Regions from separate parts of the Homo sapiens genome. Here region 1 is linked to region 2. Evidence: chromatin loops called from intact Hi-C (ENCODE). Cell type or tissue: Calu3. All regions are shown on one strand. Links, peaks and the distances in the headings refer to the core of each region. The heading gives the core; the rest is flanking DNA.

Region 1 (8,341 bases), core at 134-8,133, 200 kb before region 2:
GTCACTGACTGAATTCTTATCTGCAGTTGATTCAAATCAGAGAACCTCCACTGGGCCCTCACGAAGCAAGGCTTGCGTAAAGAAAAGTTTTCTATTTGTTCAGTGACAGCTATCACAATGAAGACAGAGAATTGGGCTCTCTTTTTAAACAATTTTGGAACGGGGAATGCATTGTTTCTTCTCAATCCTGGCCTGGGAGAAATCACTATTGTGAACAACATTGCTCGGACCCCAACATTCTCACTTGCAATCTTCATGCCAGCTACTCTATAGTTCAGTAATATACAAACCCACCGTCTCCTCACTGTCACACTTGAATGTTGTGAATGTACTCTTCATTCCTATTGTCTCATGAGCTGGTTTAGAGACAGGCTCTGTGTCATATTTACCTTTCGTCGCTCTCCCTGCTGCCCCGCTTCCTCTCCCCCAGCCTTTGAATGTAGCACATTGCTGTGTTAAAGTGTCCAAAAAGCACTCATCAAACAACACATCCCTCTTACCCTAAATTCAAGAGTAATTTGAAATGCCTGATAAGAATTCTTCAGAGGTTCAAACGTTACATAGGAGTGGCCAAAGAACTGAGGATACTGGATAACAATATCTGAAGAAGAAAAAAGACAACACAAAAGAATGCTATTTCCTCACTTCTTCAAAAGCAAAAATCAATATACAACGTTGCCTGAATATCATTAAGTGAGAACCCTCACTAATCTATTCAACTTCGCTATCTTCTTTTCTATACTTTTTATACCTACAACTCTCATTCTTGGAGACTTTGAGCTTCTGAAATTCTTAGGAAGAAGCTGCATTTTTGGAGACCGGCACTGGCTTTCCTAAGAAGAAACCAATGGCATTAGGGCCACTGTCACTTGCCCTCAGCTATACAGGCCTTTGTGTAATATAAGTTGGCCCAGTTGTTATCCTTCTTAACCCTCATGCATAAGCTTTAACTGCGTATTTTGGTAGAGATGTGATTATAGTAAAACCTACCTCTCTAAGATAGTATCAGGATGATTTATTGATTGCTTTAAAGGGACTACACATTTGGCACACATAGAAATAGGGCTGCTGTCTACTTAGAAGCAATGAAAGTTGCCTCACAATTTGCCTTGTATAGTTAATTTAATGACCAATATGTGGACGAAGGTACTTATCTTGGAGAAGGGACTAGAAGGAACTATGTTTGGACCACAAAACTGCCCTCTGGCTGTCAATGGTGCCAATTCATCACCACTTCTTCCTCTCCCCCAAGGGCCTACCTTCTGAGCAGCTCTCACCACCTTTGCCCAGGGTGCACTGGCATCGCGAGCCCCCCCAGGTGTAGTCATTGACACAGAAGCTGTCAGCAGAGCAGAGAGTTTCATCACAAGGCATGTCAAAGAGCCTTGACATTATGGCCACACCATTCTTCCCCTTTCTCTGTATGGGAATGGGCTGGGGAGCCACCGTGGTCACAGGGAGAGATGCTGAGGTAGGGGGGATGAGCCTAGAAATGGTCTTTGGGTTAGATATAGACATCTTCTTGCTTTCCACCAAAAATTTCTTATTCCCTCCTTTGGTAGCAGGAAGTGGTTTAACCTAAAGCCAGAGAAGGAAAGGGGTTCAAGATGAACACAGAGCATGGCAATTGGACTGTTTTATTTATAGTTGTTGCCTAGTACTTGAAAACATGGTCACTTCCAAAAACCCTAGGATGGAGATGGGGAAGACAGCACTGACTCTAATTTATGGACAAAGAGCTTGATGGTCAGGGACTTATAGTGCTTTTCCTTGTATTACTCAGAAAATCAGCAGTAAAACTGATATTACATTATTTATTCTTATTACAATATGATGAAGATGCATGACTTTGTCAAGGAATTGTTCATTTCCTTATAATACTTGATTTTCTGAAATTTCCCTTGGTGGGAAATAGAAATATGTTTTTGCCAGATTGTGAAGTCCGCAGGCAGGAGCTGCCTATGGAACATCAGGATGGCTAGTACTTCCCTACTACTGATTTATCAGCACCTGGAGACTGATCATCAGACAAAACAAATCAGTGTTAAAAGCAAATGGGCACATTTAAGTTTTAAGTAAAATGTTTATGGTCCATTGGCTAAATTGTCTTGTTCGGCAAGAAAACACAAACACCCTGGGTTTTAAGAGCAGAGATTATTGTTACCTCCTCAAAGGAAATATCCAAATCTAAGTCGTCTTCAAATCCTTCATCATCCTCACCAGCTCCCATGTCGGTGATATAACGGGGTCCATAGCGGCCACTTCCCGCCTCCTCAGGGCCTTCACAAAGAAAAGCAGCACACCCTTCATCAGCACAGGCCTTCTTTGCACTATTGTCTAGCCTAACTCAGCCACAGGCAGAGCTGTACCGAATGGAACGCAGTGTATTGGAAACATAACAATGAATTCAACACAGAAAAGGAAGCGTCAATGACCAAAAGATATAAAAAAAGTTTCCTCTCATAAGTTACTAAGGAATTTCCAACTGAAACCAGAAAGAGCTTCCATTTTATACTGACAAGACTGGCAAAAATGTCAATCAGATAATAAAAATATTACTAAGGACGGGATCAATGAGGACTCATATGGTACTTGTATAAACTGGTCCAGTCACTTTGTGAAATACTTGGAAATATTTCATAAAGTAGATGTTTGTTCATACCTAGCAATCCCATCCCAACTTACAAAAGCTGGAGAAACTCCTGTACCTGTGTACCAAAAGGCGTGTTCAAAACAGGTTCATAGCATCAGAATTTGTAATAGTAAAAAATACTCCAAATATGCTATTTATAAGAACAAACAACATCCCAAATGTCCATCAACAAAGAATGACTAAATTATTTATAGTATATCTATAGAATGGAGTACCATATAGTAGGGGAAAGGAATGAATCATCATTTAATATATCAACATGGCTTAATCTCACATGACTTCATACAAAAAAAATGCAAGTTGCAAAAGAATGCATCTAGTTTGATGACATTAATATAAAAGACAACAGCAAACAAAACAATATATTACTTAGGGATACATATATATGTAATTTAAACTCTTTAAAAAAGCAGGACAAACACATAAATACCCAAGGGAAGATAGAAAAGGGATGTGAATGAGGTGTGATTCACAGGGGCCTTTGAGAGTATTCCATCATATTCTGTTTCTTAAGGTAAGTGCTGGGTACCTGTAAATATTCATATTTTTTATATGTTGTATATATACATATATATACTTTTGAAGTACAAAGTATTTCACTAAAAGGTCTTTAAAACAAAAAAGGGAGATTATAGTAAACACTCCCACAACCAAAAAAAGGGGGCCCTATAAGGTATCTTGGGGGTCATCCATTTCATCCATCTTAGCAGGACAACTAAATCTTTCAGAACTGAAAGGTGGGTGAGAAAACCTCTCAGACGTCAATACAGAGCATCATCTTTTGGGGAACATTCAGTTGGCATTTTTATTCAACTGTCATCCGCAGAATCCACTGATCCACAGCGCTCTGATTTAGGTTGCACATGGGAAACACTCCACCAGGAGGTGGCAGCCTTTTAAAGAGCGGCTCCAGGGCACCTGCATGTCCTCACAGTGGATTTGGGCCAGCACAGGTATTAACTTGCTGCCCTCTCTCAACTGAAAAAGCCAGGCACCAGCCTTTAGGGCAGTAACAACTTTGGCAACAGAAACTGGCTTTGGTAGGATGCTGCCACTCATTAGTTATTAGACATCCAGTGTTTGGATGCCTAGTGGAAAAGAAAAAGGAAAAATAACATAAAAAGCATAAAAAACATAAACTAAACTTAAAGACATTTTGCTTTCAGAATAAGCTAAGTCATGCACCATTCTCAGGAAGACAAACTCACCCTCCTACATTGTCTGTCCAGGCTGCTACAACAAAAGTACCATAAACTGATGGCTTGTAAACCACAAACATTTATTTTTCACAGTTCTGCAGGCTGTGAAGTCCCAGATCAAAGGGCTGGCAGTATCTGATGAGGGCACAGATGGTGCCTTCTCACTGCATCTTCACATGGTGGAAAGGGCAAACCAGCCCCTTTGGGCCTCTTTAATAAGGGCACTGATCCCATTCACAAGGACTCCACCCTTATGATCTAAGTACCTCCCAAAGGCCCCTCCTTGGGGGTTAGGATTTCAACATATGAATTTGAGGGAGACATAAACATTCCGACCATAGCACTCCTCCAAACAGAATAGCAATCAGATTGAAAATGGAGTGGAAGGAAATGGCAGAAAGTCATTTTTGTCAGGGGGCGTGCTGTTGACCAGAAATCAATCTCCTCCCAGACCAGACGAGAGAAGTGCAGTCAGCAGATGATGCAGATGACCCAGAGACAGGGTGGAGTGAGCTGTTCTCAGGGGTTCGGGCACTTCTTGGTGGAGGTGGGATAACAAAGGGGAGGCGGTGTTCTCATCCCTTCCACACCAATTCCCCAGTTTTATTTAAAGTAGTCCACCTGTCAACTGAAAATTCAACCTGTCGATGCCAGATTTATACCTGGATGCATGTTCTCTCAAGCCACCTGCATGCAGCGTATCTGTGTGCCAGATGTCTTCACACAAAAGGCCCTTGAGGACAGCTCCTTCCTCTTGTCTCTATCTTTGTACAGCAAGCAGTCCCCCTTATCTGTATTTTTGCTTTCTGCAATTTCATTTACCCTCGATCAACCACAGTCCAAAAATATTAAATGGGAAATTCCAGAAATAAACAATTCATAAGTTCTGAGTAGCACGATGAAATAGCACACTGCCCTGCTCCATCCTGCCTGGGATATGAATCATCCCTCTGTCTGGCATATCCGTGCTCCATATGCTCCCTGCCCCATGGTCTGCAGCCGTCTCAGTTGTCAGATTCACTGTCATGGTATCGAAGTGCTTATGTTCCAGTAACCATTATCTGACTTCATAATGGCCCCACAGTGCAAGAGCAGTGATTCTGGGATTCAGATATGCCAAAGAGAAGCCATGAAGTGCATCTTTTAAATTAAAAGGTGAAAGTTCTCAACTGAATTAAGGAAAGAAAAAAATCATATGCTGAGGTTGCTAAGATCTATGGCAAGAATGAATCTTCTATCTGTGAAACTGTGAAGAAGGAAAATGAAATTTATGCTAGTTCTGCTGCATATATAGGGTTCAGTATTATCTGCAGTTTCAGGTATCCACTGGGAATCTTGGAACACATCCCCTGCGGAGAGGGAACTACTGTATCTATCTCTCTCGGCCCCTCTCTCTCTTTCTCTTTCTCCCCTCTGTCCTTTCCCTCACTCTTCATTTCTATCTCTGCCTCTCTCACATATTCAGAATTGTTAGATTCCAGAAGAAGAAATCCATTTGGTAGTAAAAGAATTATACAGCACATACATAAAGCAAGCTGGCTTTTGTCTTCAGTAGTTTGGTCTCTCTCCTTCCAGGCTGTTCTTCCTTGCCCTGTGCACCTTATTAACACATTCTCAACAAGGTTAAGATTCTCTTCATCTTTATCCTATGATTTCCTATCTGAAAAATCACCTTCAGTGACTCTCCACTGCCTACAACATAAATTCTAGGCTTCTTGGTCAAGAATTCAAGGTTCTCAATTAAAACAGCTCCTTTTTTCCTCCTTCTTCCCCCATCACCATGATTTATTGAATTCTACTCCATCTCCTCTTCTTATCAGGTACTATTGGGTGCTTAACATGATATATTTCTAAACTTTTCAATAATCTTACAAGGTAAGTATGACTAATCCATTTTATACATAAGAAAACTGAGTTAAGAGTAGTTAAGTAATTTACCTAAAATTGAAGACTTTATAACTGGCTGAGCTAAACTCAAATCCAAGGTCTGTCTGGTGACTGCTCTCCTAATCGCCTATTGCAGAAGAAGCCACTGTGGAGGTAGAAAGATCCTAGAATTTGAGAAAATTACCATATGTTGATCATTCTTAGTGTGCCAGGAGCTTTTCATACATCGCTTAAGTTAATCCTCACAAAATACTATAAAATTGGTGTTATTACTTCCATTTTACCAAGTGGAGATATAGACACAGAGAGATTAAATAACTTGCTCAAGGCAGACAGATGGGGAATGGCAGGGCTAGATTTTATCCTTGGTCTCTCTTTTGACTACATCATGCTACTTAATCTGAATCCTAATTATGTTTTCAGGTTTTTGTTGTTTTTTAAAAAATACTCTTTAAAAGCTATATAATAGCCAAACTGGCCTGCCAGTTGTCTCCTGAATGCATCTTGTATTTTCTTACCCTAGGATTTTGGTTAATGCTTTTTCCCATTGTCATCTTTTTCCCACTCCTATCTCCTTACACACAGCCTACCTATTCTCCCAGAGGGCATGCATTCTATGGAGACAGAGCTGAATGTGTGCCATCAGAAGACCAAAATCAAGCGACATTTTAAAAAGAAAACAGACTCTTCTGGGAAAAATGGTGACTCCACAAAGTAAGAAGCCACCAAGACTTGTAGGACATTCCTTCATCTTCTCCTGGATGGGGCAACCCAGCCATGGATATATGCCTCCAATCAGCATAAATGCCCATTGCTTGATAAAGTCAACACACGTGTAAGATGGTATGTAGATCTTCTGGGCTCCTGGCCTTAGACTCTTGCCCTTGTGTTTACCAACTCGATTGTAAATCCTTTGAGGGCAGAAACCATATTTTAGATTTCTTCATATCCTTTCCCTTCCTCCATGTCACTAACACTTCATGTACTCAACAAAGGTCAACACCTTTGAGAGGAGTGACAGGAGACACTCCCACAGTGCTGAACTATGTCCTGCCCTTGCTCAACATGGTGGGACTCTGCCTCCCAATCCAAAGACCCCGAAAACTGCCACCAATCCTGTCCTTTTCCCCCAAATGAAGCTAGAAGTAAGAATGGAAAGAGATCTAAACACCATCCAGCCCAATCTTGTCATTTCACAAGCATGGAAACCGAGGCCACAGAAAAGAATTGACTTAAAATCAAGATCATGCATCCCATTAGAGGAAGCTCTAACTCTAGAATCAGATAATATGACTCTAGTTCAATGTCCATAAGACTCTATTGCACAATTTTTTTTGGCATCAAGTATCTAAAGATAGTTCAGTCAGAAGAACCTGGAACCTAGAGAAGCCAAGGGTTAGAGTGTAGGTGGCTGAGATCTCTTACTGCCCCTCCATCTGCTCTAGGAAATTCTGTTTCTTGAAGGGAACTCCTCAGAGAAAAGGACCACAAGCAAATTGCTGCTGCTACAAAATGATACCATAATGAGAATGGAAATAATCCTGGATTCTCTGCTCATTTCGACAAGTAAAATAAGGCACATATTTTTCAATGGATAATGTTCTTTGGTCTCTGTAAAAATTGTTTCCGTTTTGACACTTTTTGTAACCTATTTCTTTGAAACCTGAGTTCACTCAGTTTGGGGAAACATAGGGTACGGAAGAAGAAGGGGAAAAGGAATATGGAATCACAAGGATTTAGAGTCAAAGTAATTTTAACTTTCATAGAGAGACCGCAGGGATCAGCTAACACAACAAGCCCATTTTACAGAGGAGTCAACTAAGGCTCAAAGAATCCATGAGACTCGCCCAGAGAAGCAGCTCATTAGTGGCAGAGTTGATCTAGAATTCTGGGCTCCTGCTGCTGCAACCCAGTCCTCTTTGCAGCATCCCAAACTCCCTCTCTCATAATAATCCAGGATAATAGTCATTTCCCATTTTTAATAAGAAGGAAATGAGCACAGAGAGAACCAGTCACAGCATGATGGAAGAAACCTGGAACTAAAGCCTCACTACTTCTCTTTCCTGACTGCCCCGCCACCTCAGATCCCAAATCCACAGCTTACAGGAAGTTTTTACCAATGTTATTTCTAAGTGAGCACAGAATGTACGGTCCAAGCCAGTGATAAGAATTCTCCCTGTAGCCTGGGGTTATTGTAATTAAAGTGCATAACTTATCTCTTTCTACTTGGTACTTTGTTAATTAGGAAAAGAGAACATTAAAAAGGAGACATTTATTAGAACCAGAATAATCAAACCACTAGTTCAGGGGTTATTAAAAAAAGTTAATAAACAAAACACAAATTTTTGTTAATAGATAAAAGGGTGACTTTTATTTTATAAAAAAACCTGTGCTTTGTTTTAATAAAGGCATCACAGGTTTTCTATAAATAATGAGTTTCTCAGCTATATCAACATGATGTAGTTGGAAATATCGGTAGTCATACAATCCAAATAATTGGGAGAAGGACATAAATGGCTTGGGTGACCTTGAGCAGGCCACTTCATCTCTCTGGGTCTTGTGTTTTCCAATAAAATAAGGAGTAGGATTAGACTTGATGACC
Region 2 (8,341 bases), core at 296-8,295:
GCAGGGATGAAATGTTAAAATAGCCACAAGTGCAGATATTTGGGAATAAGATTGCCTAAAACTATAACTGAAATAACAACAGGTTAAACTGGATTGTTACTGTCTTCACTCAAAAAAAGCCTTGTCCATCTCCTCACCTCTCCTCTGTATCCTAATTAAATATGCTAGATATGACTAACAGGGTCACCTATCACTTCTTCCTCTGCACATCATGGGGTAACATCTTCCCATGACAAAAACAAATAGGTTCCCACCTTTGAGGAAGAAGAGGTCTTTGTATTCTTAAAACTCTAGAATTTGAACAGTACCAGAATCTCAGTGGATATCTTATTAGTCAGGATAGGCTAGCTGGTGCTTCAGTAACAAATAGCCCCAAATCTTACTGGCTTTTTAAAAAAGGTATGTTTAATGTTTATGCACCATGAGGTTTCAATTGGGAGTTCTGCTCTGCATTGCTCATACTCTGAGACCCAGCTGACAGAGCTCCCACTTTCTGGAACATTTCTGGTTGCCATAGTGGAAGGAAAGATGAGTAAAGAGAATGGGGGATGTGTGCATCCTGGCCATTAAAGTTTGGTCAGAAGTTACATGTATCACTTCCTCTAAAACTTTATTCCCCAAAGCAAGCCCCATGGCCACATTTACCTACAAGTGGATTTGGACACAAAATTCAACCACATGCCTGTAAGAACAGAATCAGAATATTTATGAAAAGCCCAAGTAATTATAATTTAGAGTATCTAGAAGATAACCCAACATGAAAACAAAGCAAAACTCTTGTGGTCCTATAGTGAAGGTGGTGGTTTGACTATGTCTTTTCACAATCCAGCAGGTTTGTGAATTTAGAGTACCACACACTATTATTTCACAGTAAAATGCCAAGAGCAAAACCTGGCATTTAACAAGAGTCATTATTACTATTACTATTATAATTATTGCTATTACTACAGAATTATTATTGTGATAAGTGGGAAAAGACATCGAGGGGTATGAAATGATTACCTAAGAACACACAGCTAATTAGGAACACAGTGAAGATGAGAACACACATTTATTGAATCCAAGATGGGAGTATTTTTCTCTCAACTCATCCCAATGCATAGGAAAGACATAATCAAACCCATTGGATTGTGAAAAGACATAGTCAAACCACTGCCTTCAATATAGGGCCACAAACGTTTTGCTTTGTTTTCATGTTGGGTTATCTTCTAGAGCAGTGTTCAGCAAACTCTTTCTGTAAAGGATCAGACAGTAAATATTTTTGGCTTTGCAGACCATATGGTTTCTGTCACGACTAATCAACTATGCCGTTGCAGCACAAAAACAGCTACAGATAATATCTAAACAAATAGGCACAACTGTGTTCCACTACAACGTTCTTTACAAAAACACACAGCAGAATGGATTTGGCCAGCGAGCTGTTTGCCAGCCTCTGTTCTCGAGCATCCTCCAGTGGGGAAACACTACTTAAGGGAAAGTCTAAGAAGAAGGGAAACAAAGAAACCTTAGTGTGCCCCGGTTTCCTCTAGAGTCAAAAGCCCACCTTGTAGGGTGATGGTGAAGATTGAACAAGCTGATACATGCAATGCACTTAGAGGAGTGCCCGGCACCTGGTAAGCCCCCCAGTCACCTCCATGAATGGTGATTTCCCCTCACTGAGCGTCAGCCACTGTCCTAGGTGCTGGAGGTTCAATTGCAAACAGAACAAAGCTCCTGCTCTCCTGGAACTGATATACTGATCCAGCAAGTCAGACAAAGAAACAAATAGACATGTAAGCTATCAGGAGGTGATAAGGGCTGAAAAGGAAAATCATGCAGGGTTAAAGGTTGGCTAGGGGAGATGAGTTTAGGAAGTTTTATGTAGGGTGGGTCAGGGAAGAGATTTTGAGCTGAAGACTTCACGAAGGGAGGAAGACAGTTATGCAGGTGTGGGGAAGCATGTTGCAGCACACGTGCAAAGTCCCTGAGGCCAGAGCCTGCAGGCAGATCCTGGGGTGAGGCGGGTGTGGTCCCAGCAGCGCAGGGTGGAGGAAGTGATTCCTGAGGAAGATAAAGTGGAGAGTTGAAAAGAATCTGAAGAGGACAGGGATGTGCCTTGGCAGGGACTTTGGATCTAATTCTGCATGAGTTGAGAAACATTATTCGTATCATTTACTATAATAATAATTATTATTCTGTGCCATCAGTGCTCTTTTTTCTTTTGCTCACTGATTCTTCACTTTTCCACCTTCCTACTCCTTTCTCACTCCTCCCCCTTTCCTCCTCTCTTTCTACATCTCTGCCTCCTGCTCTGTGCTCCTGCAAGATCCTCTTTTTGCCATTTTGTAATCCTTCTTCTTTTGGGTGACACATAGCTCTGTTGGCAGCACCTGAAACCAAGGACGTCACTGTCCCTGGGAATAATGGAAGGGGAAGCTTGGCCCAGCTCAGGGCTTTCCAGAAGGATTTAACTTAATTCCTCAGACACTGGGCATCAGACAGAAAAGGCTTAGGGAGAACAAGATGAGAATTAAAGCAAAAATCATCAAGAATATTTTGTTATTACATTTTAAAAAGATCCTAAAACATTTAAAGACATATGCAAGTTGTATTGGGTTGGTGTGAATGTAGTCAGAGAGATATGCATACATAATCAATTCTTTTTACGCTTTTTGCAGTGTGAGTTTGTGAGTGGGTGTATGTTTATCCCAGGATTCAGAGAATAACAAATTTTTGATTACCAGGACTAATGGATGTGACACAAATATCCCAAGTAGCTGAATATTAAACAGTGATTTTTGCAGACGTATTTGCAAGATAAGCTGTTGTGTTTTAATTAAACAAATATATGTGTATATGATGGTGAATCTGTGGGTATATATACCATAGAGAGAGGGGGAAATGGAAGGTGGGAGGGAAAGAGAAAGGGAGAAGGAGGGAGAGGGAGAAAGAGGGAGAGGATATGCACAATATGACCTGAAATCCTGCTGTGCTCACCAGTTTGTGGCAGCATCTGTCCATAGGAAAGGACTTTAAAAAAATTGTGATGGGAACACTTAACGTGAGATACATCCTGTTAATAAACATGTAAGCATATCATGCATGAGTGTTGATTACAGGTACAATATCATGCAGCAGATCTTTAGAGCATGTTCATCTTGCTTGACTGAAACCTACACCAGTTGTCCCCCTCTCCCCTCTCCCACAGCCCCACCATTCCATTCTCTGATTCTATAGAATTGATTATTTTAGATACTTCATTGATGTAAATCCAGGAAGCACTTTTTTTAATTTATAGGAAAATCACCTGTGGGCCAGTGGCTCTTGTGTATCTTCTCAAACTCTAATGTGATATGAACCACCAGTGGAATCTTATTTAAGTGCGGATTTTGATCCGGTGGGCCAGGAGCAGATCCTAAAATTCTGTGTTTCTAATAAGCTCCCAGGTTTGGCCTACAATACAGTCCCATGGGCCATAGTTGGGTAGTATAGTGGGATTTTTAATGTAACAGTAAGCTCAAAAGCTTTAGTTACATTAAATATCTATTTTATTGCATTAAATGGCAACATTTATAATAATACAACTAGGCCAGAGGTGGGCAGATATATCATTTCTGGAAGAGGACCTCTGGAATTTCTAAAAAGAAGAAGATTTGGTGGAAGTTTCCAAGGTAAAGTTATTTGATTTGGAAAAATGTGAAATATATGGGGAAAGATTCCAAATGTGTTTCCAGTGTTGGCTGAGGTGTCCAGATGTTTGGAACCCAAATAGACACTGATAAATTCTGCCAGGTTGGGCCCCCTGGTCTGAGCAAGGTGTGAGGCCTGTTTGCAAACCTATCTGACAAAGCCGTGCTGGGAACTGACTCAGGGCAGGACCCAGTAGCTTGTTAGAGCTTGTTGGCTTTGGGTGCCATCTTGTGGCAAGAAGCAACAAAAATTTTTAAAATCCAGAAACAATCAAAGGTTCTCACCTATGCATGATGTTGTGTTAGGTACTGTAATTAAGAACAATAAAAATATTACATATCTAAATTGTATAGTTGAGACCCTTGCTAAATTCAACACACTTTGCTTTAGCCAACATTGTATGTCTACTCTTGTCTGCTGTGTGGCCATGGGCAGATTGCTTGATGTTGCAAGATCTTGAGTACTAAATCCGTAAAATGGGAGTAATTAAACTACCTCATGAAATTGTGGTGAATATCCCACCCGTGGAAGATGCTTAGCCCCAGTGACTGATACGAGCTCAAAAGGAAGGGAGAAAAAGTGGTAGCAATGATTATTAATGGTTGTAGTAGAAAAATAACAATTATTAGAAAAAACATAATATTTTATTATTTCCTTTTTAAAACAAGGAAAATAAGATCTAGAAGTCAAGTGATTTATCCAAGGTAATAAATCCAGTGTCAGATCTAGATGTCAAATATAGGTCTTTCTACTTGAGACAGTGGAACCTTAATTACAAGGTCGTCTTCATTGTATGCGTTAGTCTGATAAGCTAAAAGGAAAGTTATGTAAGTCGGCTTTCACTAGGCTATGCGCAGTAACAAGTCACCCCAATACTTCAGTGGCATACACCACACAAAGATTTACTTCTTGCTTGTGTTACATGAACTTTGCAAGTGGTCTGAGCCATGAATGCTCCTGTCAGGTCTTGCTAGGTGAATACAATTTTGGGAGGAAGGGCCAAGGGAGGTATTAATAATAATGTTCTATGGTGTGTATGTCAACATCTTAAACCCCTTCAAAGTCTGAAAGAAATCTTCTGAGGTCCTACAGTCAGTCCATTTCCAGTGCGCCCCTTCTACAGGTGGGAAAGGAGGCCAAGGGAGGTATTAATAATAATGTTCTATGGTGTGTATGTCAACATCTTAAACCCCTTCAAAGTCTGAAAGAAATCTTCTGAGGTCCTACAGTCCATTTCCAATGTGTTCCTTCTACAGGTGGGAAAGAGGCTCAAAGTAGACAAGCGGCAGCCTCAAGGTTATGAAAAGAGACAGATCATGCCCTGGGAAGTGCTCCCCTGTGAGAAGTAAAGAGTATTATCTTGGTGCCCCATTACCATGAGCCACTCCCATGCCTGCTTTCCTTTCTACCTCACTGTCTCAGCCTCAAGAAAGGGACCCTTATACCATCAGTTTATTAAAGTGAAGGTTTTATCCAAGGGTGCTGGCTATTAGTGGCTTTAAATGCAGCAGTTCCTGTCCCAGGACTGGGGATGTGGCAATTTAAATTTAATGATCCCAATGCTTCATCCTGCCCCATAGTCACATCCTTTGTTAGGTAACTTTGCAGTTTCTCCTGCTGGAAGCAAAGTGTACTCCACTCTTTGACTTTGGGCTTGGCCATGTGACTTGCTTTGCCCAGTGAAATGTTAGAAGGTGTGATGCAATCAAAGGCCTGAATTGCACCTGCAGGGTTCAACTTTTATCCTCTCTATGAGAAGAAGATGCTCCTAGAATCCTACTAATCCAAGGATGAGGGGAGATAGACTCATGGGACAGACCTGGAATCAACCAGCAGCTTAGAGTCCAGCCCAGTCCAGCCTGGATCAGCCACCCCTTGGCTGACCTGCCACTGTGTGGGAAAAAAAAAAGTTTATTTATGCGACTGAGTTTTGAGGTTATTCGTCATAGAGCATTTTTATGGCAATAGCTTACTATTCGGGGGTATCCTTTCAAAACTCATTATGCTTGCTCTCTTGTCATTTAACTTCCTCCTAAAAATAGAGCACCACAAAAGTTGTAGATAATTGAGGACTCAGTTAATAGCTTCTGCTTATCAAAGCTTTGTGATGGCATGTCACCATTTCCAACAAAAAATTCACAAGCCTTGTAAGAAGAGAAAAATTTTGCATGCATGTTCTAAATCTCTGACAAAAAATGTTAGAAGGGAGAGATTAATTGTTACTCAGAGTTTTGGTTTGTCATTTTTATTTTCCATCATACAGTAGCTGTAAAAGACGAATGAGACAAAGAGGAGCAGAAAAGTGAGAGTATGAGGAAAAGGAAGAAATCTAGGGGAAAAAGAAGAGAGAGGAGATGGGGAAGAGGGTGGATGCTACTGGGAGGGAAAATAAGAAAAGGGTAAAGGAAGCCATGGCAGAAAGGGAAAGAGGCCGAGAGTTCTCATGGAAAATCCAGGGAGTTGGAATGGGGAGAATGATGGTGGGTAGAGACTTCTCTCCACTCCATGGACACACACAAGCACACACATGTACATCACCCATACACATATCTGTTAGGCAAACAAGATGCATATATAACATAAAAACTAAATTTCTAAACTGTATTTCACAATTTATGTAGCTGATTTCATGTACTTCTATATGAGGGTTCTTCAAAAAGTTTGTAGAAAATGGGATGAAAAGATAAAAATTAAAAAGATAAGCTTTATTTCCCAACATAAGCTCCATCAAGGTCAAGACACTTTTGTAAGCAATGATACCAGCCATTTAGTCCATCCCCAAGAGTCCTTGGGACTGAGAGTCCTTGGGACTTAACCATATCAATGCAATTTTTTTTTATGTTAAAAACTCAAGAAAAGTAGGTGGCCTTTAAAGGTTTTTCAGGACTAGGAAACAGAAAGAAGTTAGAAGGAGGTAAATCAGAAATGCAAGGTGGATGCCTAAGGATTTCCCATTGAAACTCTTGCAAAGTTGCCCTTATTGACAAGAGGGGAGAGCAGGAGCATTGTCATCGTGGAGAAGGACTCTCTGGTGAAGTTTTCATAGGTATTTTTCCGCTAAAGCTTTGGCTAACTACTTTCTCAAAACACCTTTTTTTTTTTTAGACAAAGTCTTGCTCTGTCACCAGGCTGGAATGCAGTGGCACAATCTCGGCTCACTGCAACCTTCACCTCCTAGGTTCAAGTGATTCCCCTGCCTCAGCATCCCGAGTAGCTGGGACTACAGGCATGCGCCACCATGCCAGACTAATTTTTTGTATTCTAGTAGAGACAGGGTTTCATCATGTTGGCCAGATGATTTCCTGACCTCCTGATCTGCCCACCTCGGCCTCCCAAAGTGCTGGGATCAAAACACTCTTATAATAGGCAGATGTTACTTCTCTTTGGCCCTCCAGAAAGTCAACAAGCAAACTACCTTGAGCATCCCCAAAATCTGTTGGCATGATCTTTGCTCTTTGATGCTTTTTCTTTGACTGGACCCCTTCCACCTGTTGGAATCCACTGCTTTGATTGTGCTTTGTCTTCAGGACCATACTGCTGAAGCTGTGTTTCATCTCCTGTTACAATTCTTCAAAGAAATGCTTCGGGACCTTGATGCCACTCACTTAAGCTTTACATTAAAAGCTCTGCTCTTGTCTGCAGCTGATCTGATCTGGGTATGTGGTTTTGACACCAATCAAGTGGAAAGTTAGCTCAACTTTAATTTTTTAGACAGACTTGTGTAAGCTGAACCAACTGACATGTCCATGGTGTTGGCTATTGTTTGTGTTGTCAACACTGCCAGTCCTCTTCAATTAGAGCATAAACACAATGAATTTTTTCCTTGTGAATTGATGTGAATGGTCTGGTGCTGTGGGCTTCATCTTCAATATCATCTTGTCCCTTCTTACAGCAAGTTATCCACTTGTGAACTGCTAGTTTCTTTGGGGAATTATTCCCACAAACTTTTCACACAGTATCAGTTATTTCATTATTCTTTCACCCAAGTTCCAGCACAAGTGTAATGTTTCTTCTTGCTTTATTTTAGCAGGAATCATGTGGCTCTGATAGAGAGTCTTTTCAAATTGGTGTCTTATGCTTCTTAGTACCTCAAACTAGATCCCCTTTAGACATGTTATGACAAGTTACTGGAAGCTTATTTTGGTGCAAAAAAAAAATTAAATCCATGCATAATTTTAAATTTTTCCATGAACTTTTTGAAGACCTCTTGTATTTCGTGTTGCAGTACACTTCAAACAGTTATAATTGCCCACCTTGGGATGTTATGTTGGGACTTGGCAGGTTATAACATGAGGAGTATGGGCTCCTACTCACTGCTTCCCCACTGCCAACACTGGTGATACTGAAAAGTGACTACTGAGATGAAAGGTGATGAGAATAGGAACGGTAGGATGGGAGAAGAGGGAAAGCAGAAAGCAGGAGAAAGAGGGGCCAGGGCAGTCACAAGAGAGTTAGGGAATGATGCTGTCCCACCAGCTGCCTTGCTCTCCTAGTTGCCAATCCAGGTTCAGTACACCCCCAACCCAGTGTCCCAGACCCATGGTTGGGCTGGACTTCCTTCTGCAGGTGAGTCTGGGAGCTTTCCATGGGTTTACAGAGAGCTGGCTAGATGGCATGACCATCTTTTTCTCTATCATGTCTGAACCTTGTTTGCAAGATCTTGGTTTGCCTA

Evidence for each region. A loop is a pair of places that touch in the nucleus more often than their neighbours do. Peaks named below come from ENCODE experiments on the same cell type or tissue, not always from the same donor. Only the 100,000 strongest peaks of a DNase experiment are listed, where the experiment ranks them.
Region 1: a loop joins it to region 2, with 26 times the contacts of the local background. A loop is called at or near these places in 15 of 110 quality-filtered maps.

Annotation. Positions count from the first base shown.
Region 1 is chr5:38,400,065-38,408,405 of GRCh38, reverse strand. EGFLAM (EGF like, fibronectin type III and laminin G domains) reads right to left here. Exons shown (of 22, transcript NM_152403.4): 7 at 2,165-2,280; 8 at 1,260-1,578; 9 at 501-601. EGFLAM-AS2 (EGFLAM antisense RNA 2) reads left to right here and starts at 4,935. Exons shown (of 3, transcript NR_102750.1): 1 at 4,935-5,007; 2 at 6,325-6,582. In Calu3, for the core only: a CTCF peak has its summit at 3,549 (motif pointing right); a DNase peak (open chromatin) is centred at 3,545.
Region 2 is chr5:38,204,520-38,212,860 of GRCh38, reverse strand. No RefSeq gene overlaps it. Among named protein-coding and RNA genes, the nearest start is that of EGFLAM, 50 kb to the left of the region's middle. In Calu3, for the core only: no CTCF peak of the experiment used is centred there; a DNase peak (open chromatin) is centred at 3,860.